Regions from separate parts of the Homo sapiens genome. Here region 1 is linked to region 2. The links are chromatin contacts, found by Hi-C in ENCODE. All regions are on one chromosome and are shown on one strand. Each heading gives the region's core, a stretch centred on a gene start or an enhancer-like site at or near the end of the contact. The rest is flanking DNA. Distances are from core to core; before and after follow the strand shown. Region 1 overlaps LPCAT1 (lysophosphatidylcholine acyltransferase 1). Region 2 has its middle 28 kb from the start of SLC12A7.

What was found. Hi-C counts contacts between places; a loop is a spot of excess contacts on that map. Pooled maps may share reads with other maps.
Region 1: a map with no recorded cell type shows a loop between it and region 2 (2.2-fold over the local background). The contact joins two enhancer-like sites. A Hi-C loop is called at or near these places in 13 of 37 single-sample maps with no recorded cell type and 4 of 50 pooled maps.

What each region holds. Positions count from the first base shown.
Region 1 is chr5:1,492,117-1,496,996 of GRCh38, reverse strand. LPCAT1 (lysophosphatidylcholine acyltransferase 1) reads left to right here. Exons shown (of 14, transcript NM_024830.5): 3 at 2,083-2,297. LOC124901162 (a long non-coding RNA gene) reads right to left here. Exons shown (of 2, transcript XR_007059103.1): 1 at 4,324-4,880; 2 at 1,478-3,525. Among named protein-coding and RNA genes, the nearest start is that of MIR6075, 16 kb to the left of the region's middle. RefSeq lists an enhancer at 1,861-3,060. Within about 2 kb of position 2,081, at least 10 of the 41 ENCODE cell types and tissues checked have a DNase peak (open chromatin) inside an H3K27ac peak, as active enhancers do.
Region 2 is chr5:1,137,686-1,142,504 of GRCh38, reverse strand. It overlaps a transcript of SLC12A7 not described here. Among named protein-coding and RNA genes, the nearest start is that of SLC12A7, 28 kb to the right of the region's middle. RefSeq lists enhancers at 1,168-2,011, 4,803-4,819. Within about 2 kb of position 2,049, at least 3 of the 41 ENCODE cell types and tissues checked have a DNase peak (open chromatin) inside an H3K27ac peak, as active enhancers do.

The sequences.
Region 1 (4,880 bases), core at 832-3,331, 350 kb before region 2:
CGGTAGGACGGAGTGGATTTCCTGGGGGTGCTGATGGAGATCCCCGCTCCTGTGTATGCAGATAGATCTGTCTCCTGATTCACATTCCCCTGGGAATGGGCTGCCCAGGCACCTGAGCACCCTGGGCTTGTGCTGGCTCCCTTTGCCTTGGGGTGAGTGGGTGCTGGGTCCCCAACCCCACAGCAAGCGGAGCTTTTCTCTGAGGCTGTCATCCACACCAGCAGTCCGGGTTTTCACATGTGGATAGTTTGGGTATAAAATTCCTCCAAGATCTTTAGAGAAGAGCTGAGGCTGCTTTTTCCCTGCCCCGACACCCAGTACAGTTCCCCTGAGCACCGTCTGTCCCTGCAATTCGATTTCGGGGCTGGCAGGTGTGTTCCTCTAAGGGCCGCCCGGGTTTTAATCCCTTTTTTCCTGCTGTCCTCTCTCCTGCCCCTGAACCTGCCCGAGACTGGCTCCTGTGCCCGCCGCAGCCTCCTCTGCAGCCTCGCTTCTCCCTCCGCCGCTGCCTTGTTTCTTCCATCTTAGGCATCAATTGCTGTCTTTTGGCTTTTGTTTTTGTACTTTTTTTTTTTTTTTGTGGAAAATAACATGTGCACAGAAGAGTACATCTTTATTTTTTAGTTTAGTTTTCTTGAGATGGAGTCTCACTCTGTTGCCCAGGCTGGAGTGCAGTGGCGCAATCTCGGCTCACTGCAACCTCCGCCCCTTGGGTTCAAGCAGTTCTCCTGCCTCAGCCTCCTGAGTGGCTGGGATTACAGACGCCTGCCACCATGCCCAGCTAATTTTTGTATTTTTAGTAGAGACAGGGTTTCACCATGTTGGCCAGGCTGGTCTTGAGCTCCTGACCTCAAGTGATCCACCTGCCTTGGCCTCCCAAAGTGCTGTGATTACAGGCGTGAGCCACCATGCCTGGCCAGAAAAGTACATTTTTAAATATGCAGCTGAACAGGTGGTGAAGAAGTGCACACCTGTGTAATCCCCCCTCCTCTAGACAAGCAGCACCCTGGGTTGGTCCCCAGCATCTCCATGTGTAACTACACCATTGTTTATCATCGCATACACAAAGGCCATTCCAAGGTGGCCCCACGAGAGGAGGCTTTGTGCCCTCCTAGCAACCGCCTTGGCTCAGATCCATGGGGACCCCTGTCCTGGAAGTCTTCTGGGAGGATCATCTGTCCCAGGGCAATGTGAATCCAGTAAGGCTTCAGGCTCTTGTTTCTCTGTGCAGTAGTTTTACCCAGTGTGATGCGCCCACTTAACCCAGTGGCCGAGTGAGCCGTGGCTTCTCATGAGGCTGAATCATGTTCTCTGTGTGCCTGACCTGTGGCTTCTCACACACCGTGGCTGTCTGCTGCGTGTCAATTCCCTGAGGTGTGGAATAACAGCCTAATCTGTAGCCTCATATGAAAGAGAATACACACATTTAAAAGGCTAAATTTGTACCTATTTTAAAAAGAGATAAAGAGTACACAAATTCAGTTAACCTAGGCTGATTTTTACTTTATTTTCCAAATTTATTGGCCATCTAATTTCCTCCAGAAACAGCTCACTGTAATAACACAACGCCTGGTTGTGGGAACCCCGGGCTTCCTGTGGAGATGAGATGGGGAAGTTCGCACGCAGGTCTCAGCTTCCGCCCTCAGCTCTGAGCGCCCCCCCCCCCATATTGCGATATGCGTTTTAGGTGTTTTAATGTTTTTCCCATTTCAAAATGATAGGATGCTGATAAATAAGTTGCTAACATGAAGGTCCGGAGGTCTTCTGGCCTGGGACTTGTGCTGTCTGTGTTCCGGAGTCTCATGTTGTCTTAGCACTGCCTGCCGCGTGGCCCGTGACCACCACACAGGGCCCCGCGGCCTCCTTCGTAGGTGAGAGCGCAGCCAGCGAGGACACAGGCGGAGGCCAGGAAGGCGCGGCGTCTTTTCTTCCCTCAAGCAGATGTCCCAGCGGCGGCGACCACAGGAAGCCCGTGGCCTGGACTGCGCCCTGGAGGGCTCTCCCGTGGGACCGCCCCTGTGCCTCACACAGACTCCGAGACTGCGGACGTGTGCCCGCGTGACGCAGCGCCCTCTTTTGCAGGGTTGTGGACTTCCTGCTGAAGGCCATCATGCGCACCATGTGGTTCGCCGGCGGCTTCCACCGGGTGGCCGTGAAGGGGCGGCAGGCGCTGCCCACCGAGGCGGCCATCCTCACGCTCGCGCCTCACTCGTCCTACTTCGACGCCATCCCTGTGACCATGACGATGTCCTCCATCGTGATGAAGGCAGAGAGCAGAGACATCCCGATCTGGGGAAGTGAGTGAGACACCCCTGCTGGGAGTGAGGGACCCTGCCCTGCTGGGAGTGAGAGATCCCCCTGCTGCTGAGAATAAGAGATTCCCCTCCTGCTGGGAGTGAGGGTCCCCCCTCTGTTGGGAATGAGTGAGACCCCCTCTGTTGCTGGCAATGAGGGACTCCCTGCTGGTTTTTAGGGACCCCCCCTTCTGGGAATGAGAGATCCCTCCCTGCTAGGAATGAGGGACCCCCACTTGCTGGAAATGAGTGAGACCCTCCCTACCGGGAGTGAGGGACCCCCCCCCCACCACGCTGCTGGGAGTGATCGAGCCCCCACCGCCGGGCACATTGGCCTTGTGCCCCATTTTCTGTGTTGGGGTTTCCTGTGTAATTTTCGTTGTTGTAATTGTTATTTTTATTGCTACCTGAGTGCCCTCACTATCATAACAGGCTACAGTGCTTGCTCCAGGTCTGCTTGGCAAGGGTGGCTCACCTTTATCAGATGGCAGTTCTGGAAGTCTTTGGGAGCAGGTCGGCAGGGCTGCCCATGCACCGCGGCTGTGCCGTGAACCAGGGACCTGAGCACCTGGTGCTGCCATGACCCCTCCCCAAAGCCGGGGGCTCACTCCAGCAGAGATTCACCCTCTCGTCATCTGGGGACCAGATGTTCAAAATCAAGGCGTCTCTGGGCCGAAGGCCCTGTGCGGCCCCTTCCTGCCTCTTCCTCCTCTGGGGGCTGCGTCCCTCTGACTCTGCCTCAGTGGTCGACTGGCCTGGCTCCCTCCAAGTGTCTCCTCTATGAGTCTCTTATAAGGACCAGTCATTGGGTGATCCAGGATGCTCTCATCTTGAGATCCTTAACGAGTTACCTCTGTAAAAACCTTTTTCCAAATAAGGCCTCATTCACAGGTTCCAGGGTCAGCATGTGGACCCATCTTTGGGGGCCGCATCCCATGGACCCACTGCTCTGGGAGGACTGTAGGGAGCCCTGCGTGGCCCCTCACCCACCTGTGCGCAGCCCTGACCCACCAGAGCTCTGTCCTCGGTGCTCTTCAGGGCATCTGGGCCCGTTCTGTCCTCGTGCTTCCTTCACAGCCGCCATCAGCACAGCACAGCACGTTCTGGGGCACAGCGGGTCCTGGGTTGGCAGTGGGCGGTGCTGAGGGAAGGAGCTGCTGGGACGAGGGGCGTCGCCTATGGCCGGGGCCCTCACCTGGCCACTCCTGCCGGCTCTGTTTCCATGCAGCACCTAACGTTAGCATTCATATGACAGTTTTCTAGAAAATATCTGGGGGGACACATTCAGTATGGACTGGGTGGGGACACATTCTGTGGTGCTGACCACTGAGGGTGGTGGCCACAGCTGGGATAGGAAGGCTGGAAGTGGGGTGAGGAACCCTGGCATGGCCCATGGGGGATTGGGCCTGCAGCAGCCGGAAGGTGTCCAGACTGTGCCTGCAGCTGGGCAGTTGTGGGTGGCCTGAGTCTGCCTGGGTCAGGCTTGGAAATCGGGGATGGTCCTTGGTGGGACTGGAGGGCTCACTGCACTCGGCTGGCTGGGGAAGCCTGGAGGAGGCTGGACAGGCCGGCACTGGAGGCGAGACTGGACTGCAGGCACCATCCGAGTGATGGCCTTGGCTCTCACACGCAGGTTTCCCCGCTCTGCAAGCTCCACAGGCTCATGGGGCAGCCCCAGCTCCACTCAGCACCCTTTGCATCCTGTGGTTCTGGCATACCCAGGAAACCACATTTGCCCCCCCACTGTGGCAAAGGCCCATGGTCGTTCGTCATCTGCTCAGGGAGGGGGATTGTGGAGCTGTGTGCCCAGGCACCCTCGCAGCTGCAGGGGTCCTTGGACAGGGGGGCTGGCCCACCCAGAGTGAATCTGAGCGTTGGCCGGGCTCTCCCTGTGCCCTTGGTGCCTCCCTGTGGAGATCACCAACACGAAGGAGTGTTTGGTGCGGTGATGCTGGACGTTGTAGTCCTATCTTTCTAGAGGCCCGGGATTCCACCTCTTCCAGATCAACCCAGGTGACCCAGCACTGACCTTCATCTCGGCGCAGCAGGAAGAATGGCCACAGCCATGCTGCTGTGTGCAGGGCCCTCGTGGAGCCCTGCGTGTTTCTTGTCATTTCAGAGATAATCCACGGACCTGCGAGGGAGAGGATAGTGACAAGCTTATCAGAAATTTTCGTTAGAATTCAGACTTAGCAGGAACCACATTTTGCTCCCTGCTGTCCTGGCCTGAAAGGGCCATTGTCCTGGGGCGTGGCTGATGACTCCTCTACTGCGCACCTGGAGCACCCTCTGATTCGGGAGCTCAGAACCATCTCCCCAGGCTCCAGCTCAAAACCATCTCCCCAGGTCCCAGCTCAGAGACGTCTCCCCAGGCCCCAGCTCAGAGACGTCTCCCCAGGCCCCAGCTCAGAGACATCTCCCCAGGCCCCAGCTCAGAGACATCTCCCCAGGCTCCAGCTCAGAGACATCTCCCCTTGTCCCAGCTCAGAGATAATCTTCCCCCATCCCAGCTCAGAGACATCTCCCAGGTTTCCAGCTCAGAGACATCTCCCGTGGTCCCAGCTCAGAGATAATCTCCCCTGGTCC
Region 2 (4,819 bases), core at 800-3,299:
GGGGAGTGGGGAGGGGAAAGGGGAGGGGGAGGGGAGGGGGGAGTGGAGGGCAGAGAGGGGAGGGGACAGCGAAGATGAGAGAGTGAGGAGGGGAGAGGGGAAAGGGGAGAAGGGAGAGGGGAGACAGGAGAGGGTGGAGGGGAGAGGGGAGAGGGAAGAGGGGAGAGGGGAGAGGAGAGAGGGGAGAGGGGAGACGGGAGGGGCGAGGGGGGAGGGGAGAGGGGAGAGAGGGGACAGGAGACGGGGGAGGTTTTCTTCCTCCTGATTATGGGGGCACCAGGGCTTATAGGGCTGGGCTGCCCCTGCCCTGTGGAGCGTCTGGGCTCTGTATGGAGGGGCCCTGTCTGGGGCCCAGAGATGCTGCCAGGGGTGGCCGGGTGAACTGACTGCGGCCCAGTGCAGCTCTGGGGAGGGGAGTGGCCACCCTGACGCCACCTGCCCCGCCTCTAGCACCAGAAGCAAAGGTGGAGGCCAGGAAGCCCCGGGAAGTCCTGCAGGGCTGCAGGGAAGAGGGGTATCTCTAAGCAACAGCCACAGTTGGTGGCTGGGAGCACTTCAGACTCCACATGACCAGGTCTGATCCTGCCAGCAGCACCCATGATAATGGTGACTTGGGCAAAATGAAAGTTCACTTCTCCCTCACTAAGCATTTTGTTCTGAATTTGTTCATCTGTTGATCTGTCCCGGCGAACCCTCTTGTCTCTGCCTGAGTGTCCAGTGGCCTCTCTGCACCAACGGAGTTATTCCTTGTCCACGCTGTCCTATGCAGCAGCCACCGGCCACATGTGGCTATCGGCACTTGAGCTGTAGCTGCTGTGGCTGAGGACCTGGATTCTTCATTTTTTAAAAAAAATTTTAACTTAAATATAAACTTCAGTGACCACACAAGCTTAGTGGCTGCTGTCCCAGTGAGGTCTGGGTGCTGAGGACACAGTGGGGAAGACAGTCCCCAGGGAGCCTCCATCCCAGGAGATACAGAAAACAAGCCAGGGGAGAGCACAGAGAGGGAGGCAGGGACAGCTGTGGTGCCCGTGGCGGCTCTGGTGCCCATGGCGGCTGTGGTGCCCGTGGCAGCAGGGACGGCTGGGACAGCCAAGTTACAGGCTCAGTGACATCTCTCCATTAGGACTGGGAGAGGACTGGGGGTCCTACTGCCTAGCACTTGAGAATGTGATGGTATTGGGAGGGAGCTGTTTGCAGAGGTCATCAAGTGACAGCTCACAGGGGTGCATCCTAATTCAATATAACGGGTGTCCTTATTAAAAGGGGGAATTTGGACACAGAAATAGACACTCACAGAGCAGGGACGATACAGAGACACAGGGAGAAGCTGGGGCCTGCAAGCCAAGAAGAGGCCGGAACCGGTGCCCGCCTACAGCTCAGGGGAGCAGCCCAGCCACACACTGACCTGGGACTTCAGGCCCGAGGCTTCGAGACGTGTCTGTGGTGTGCACAGCCTGGCTGCACTCATTTCCACAGCGGCCCGAGCGTATTGGTATAAACGTCCCGTGTCCACCCTCCCCCTCAGCCTGGCTGCTCTGAACTGGCCCAGGCCCAGCTTGCCCACCTTGGCTGCAGCCCCCAACGGCTCTGCCTCATGCTGAGCCTCCCAAGGGGTTCCCCTCAGAACATTCTCCCATGGCGTGGTCACCTAGAAGCTACTCCGAGCTGTCATGCCGGTGCAGTGACCACATCCCTCCCCAGCCAGTGCTTGTCAATGGCCCTCCTGGGTGAATCTCCCTTCCCTGCACCCCCTCCGCCAGCCACCTGAGCCCTCCCCGGGGCCCTGGGCTCCGCCCTTGCGCCTCTCGTTGCCTGGTGAGCAGAGCTTTCTTGTCCCACTGGAGTAGAGAGCGTGGAGCCAGCGGTGCGAGTTCCTGAGCACGGGGAACTCCGGGATTGCTGGGCATGCTGGCACCGTCCTGAACCCCATCTCCCTGTTTACAGAATGACGCCTCCCTCCAGGGACAGCTGTGGGGAGGGGAAGCCAGCAGGGAGCACCCCCCCTCACCAGCAGGGGGCACCCACTCACCAGCAGGGAGCACCGCCTCGCTGGAGCTGCACCTGTTTCCTCCTCCCCTGCTTACCAGTGTCTTCCAGACCCGGTGGGGGGGAACAGAACCGAGGGAGATGGAGACGCAGGTGTGGCTGTGTGTGCAGATTGGCGGTCAGGATTCACCCGAGGGGCCATGGGGATCACATGCCTCATCGCCTGGGATGTGCTGGCTGGGGCAGGGCCACCTTTCTCAGGAGGGGGATCTGCCTGGGTTCCCATGGGGCCCTGCTCCCTGCATGCAGGTGGGCCGGGGCTGCAGCGGCTGGTACGAGACAGCCAGCCAGCGATGGGAAACAGCGTTTCTGGGGGGCCTTCTGAGGGCAGGACGGCGCCTCTGGGGTGCTGGTTGAGGCCAAGGCGGTGGTGCCTGGTCACCGACCTCGGAGCGTTTGATGCCCTGAGACCTGGGATGCTCTGGGAGACAGAGGTGCAGGCCGGGCGTGTCCTGACACCTTCCAGCATGTCCCGGCCTGGTCCGCATCTGTGACCACAGAGGTCTTCTTGGCACTTCTTGGGATCAGAGCCCTGAGGCCCATGCATCCGGAAACGCCGTTTGGAGATGTGGAAAGTCCCTTTTGACTCACAAAATCTGCCTTTGTCTCAGCAAGTGTCCCAGAACCGTGGGGACGTAGTGGCCCTAGACTGGGAAGTGGGGCTCGGGAACCAGATTCAGAATTACTCACCTTCCCCAAAGACACGGGGCCTGCCGGGAGGAGGGACGTGGGTCACAAAAGTGGGCCGTGGCCACCCCAGGGTCAAGCAAGCTCGCCGTGTGCACTCGGGGAAGGCAGGCTGTGCGGACGCCTACAGAGGAACATGGGGGCCACTCTGCCTCCTGTTTCCCGGCACCCACACCCGCTAGGGCCACTGCCCAAACAGTTCTCGAGGCAACCTCGGTTCCAGGTTCCGGCATGTGGCACCATTGCTGCTGTGTGGACACCACCCCTCAGAGAAGGCCAAGCCGGCAAGGCCCAGGCAGTGTCAACCGCCCCAGCTCCCAGAACCGCATCTGTCAGGCTGAGCCGCCTCTTGGTTTGGGGCCCAGGGCCCTCGTGAGGATGTAGCTGAGCACCAGCTGCATTTGCCTGGAGTGGTTCCTGCCTTCCAGGGGCTGCTCCCCACCAGGGCTGGGCTTGGGTGCAGGCACTGGGGCCGCACGTCCTGGGGAGATGCTGTTACCAGCGAGGGTCCCCCGCCAGGATCCCAGCCGGCTGCCGTGGAGGCCAAGGGCTCACACTTTCCCCCTTCCTCTTGCCTACGGACCATGAGGACTCAGCAGCCACCTGGTGGGCTACGCCCATGGGGATGAGGAGGGAGCCCAGCTGTGGGGACCATCGGAGGCTCCCAAAGTGCACCTGCTGCCGCCCAGAGCCCCCCCCCCACCCCAAGCTTGGGTGAGGGGCGACCCCTGCAGCTGTTTCAAAGTCAAGACTTCAGCTTGCTCTCCTTTCAGAGGCCTGGGTGGTGGGTGCAGGTCCAAGGCTTCTGGCCAGTGCCCTGGAGTCGAGTATCCCCGGCTCACCTCAGGGCACATGTTAGGACCCAGCATGTGTTAAGGACCTGGTAGAAAGCTGTGTGTTGCAGTTGAACAGACACCCTGGGGCTCCCACTGTGCACACAGGGCTGTGTCGGGCAGTGGGGCTTAGCTTCCTGGGCCTCTCTCTGGAGCCCAAGTCCTTCTAAGTTTGGACCTTGATCCTGTTTTGGTTTCAAGGTTTGTAGTAAACTAAACGGTGGCCTCCAAAGAGCTACATCTATGTCCTGATTCCTGGAACCCGAGAATATGACCTTATTTGGAAAAGAATCTTTGCATGTGGGGTAAAGATCTCCAGCTGAAGTCGCCCCAGTTTATGTGAGCGGGCTCTAAGCCCACTGGCAAATCAGAAACAGACGAGGAGAGAGGCACACAGAGGAGGAGGCCCTATGAGGTTGAGAGGTGAAGCCCGCTGGGCCTCTGGGTAGGGTGGGGACTTGTAGAACTTTTCTGTCTAGCTAAAGGATTGTAAACACACCAATGAGCAGCTCTGTGTGTAGCTAAAGGTTTGTAAATGCACCAATCAGCACTCTGTAAAAATGGAGCAATCAGCACTCTGTAAAATGAACCAATCAGTGTTCTGTAAAATGGACCAATCAGCAGGATGTGGGTGGGGTCAAATAAGGGAATAAAAGCCGCCCTGCCCTGCCCCACCCCGCCGGCAGTGGGTGGTGCCCTGGGGTTCATTTCAATGATGTGGAAGGTTTGTGTTTTTTTCCGCTTTTCCCCTTTTGCAATAAATCTTGCTGCTGCTCACTCTTTGGGTCCGTGCCACGTTTAAGAGCTGTAACACTGCAAAGATCTGGGACTTCATTCTTGAAGTCAGCATAAACCAAGAACCCACTGGAAGGAACCAACTCTGGACACAGCGTGACCACTTCTGAGAAGAGGAGGGGCGGGTGCCGGCGGCTATCCCTGCTCCAGGGTCACTCAGGAACCAGGAGCCCAGGAACCAGCCCGGCAAGAGAGACTGCTCCTTCTGCCACAGCTCACTGGACCCCCTTAGGGTGTCTTCCACAGCGCTGGCGCCGACATCCATGATTCTCCTCACAGTGCGCCAGGCCCCGGGGAGCTGGTGCCGGGGGAGGGGCAGATCCAGGCGCTTGTGCTGTCTTCTCCGCCAGCCAGACCAAGGGTTCTGATGACGCACCTGGGCGAGCAGGGAGGGCCTGACCTGCAGAGGCCATGTCCAGGAAGAGGAGCCCCGGCCCCGAATCGCCCAGATGTGT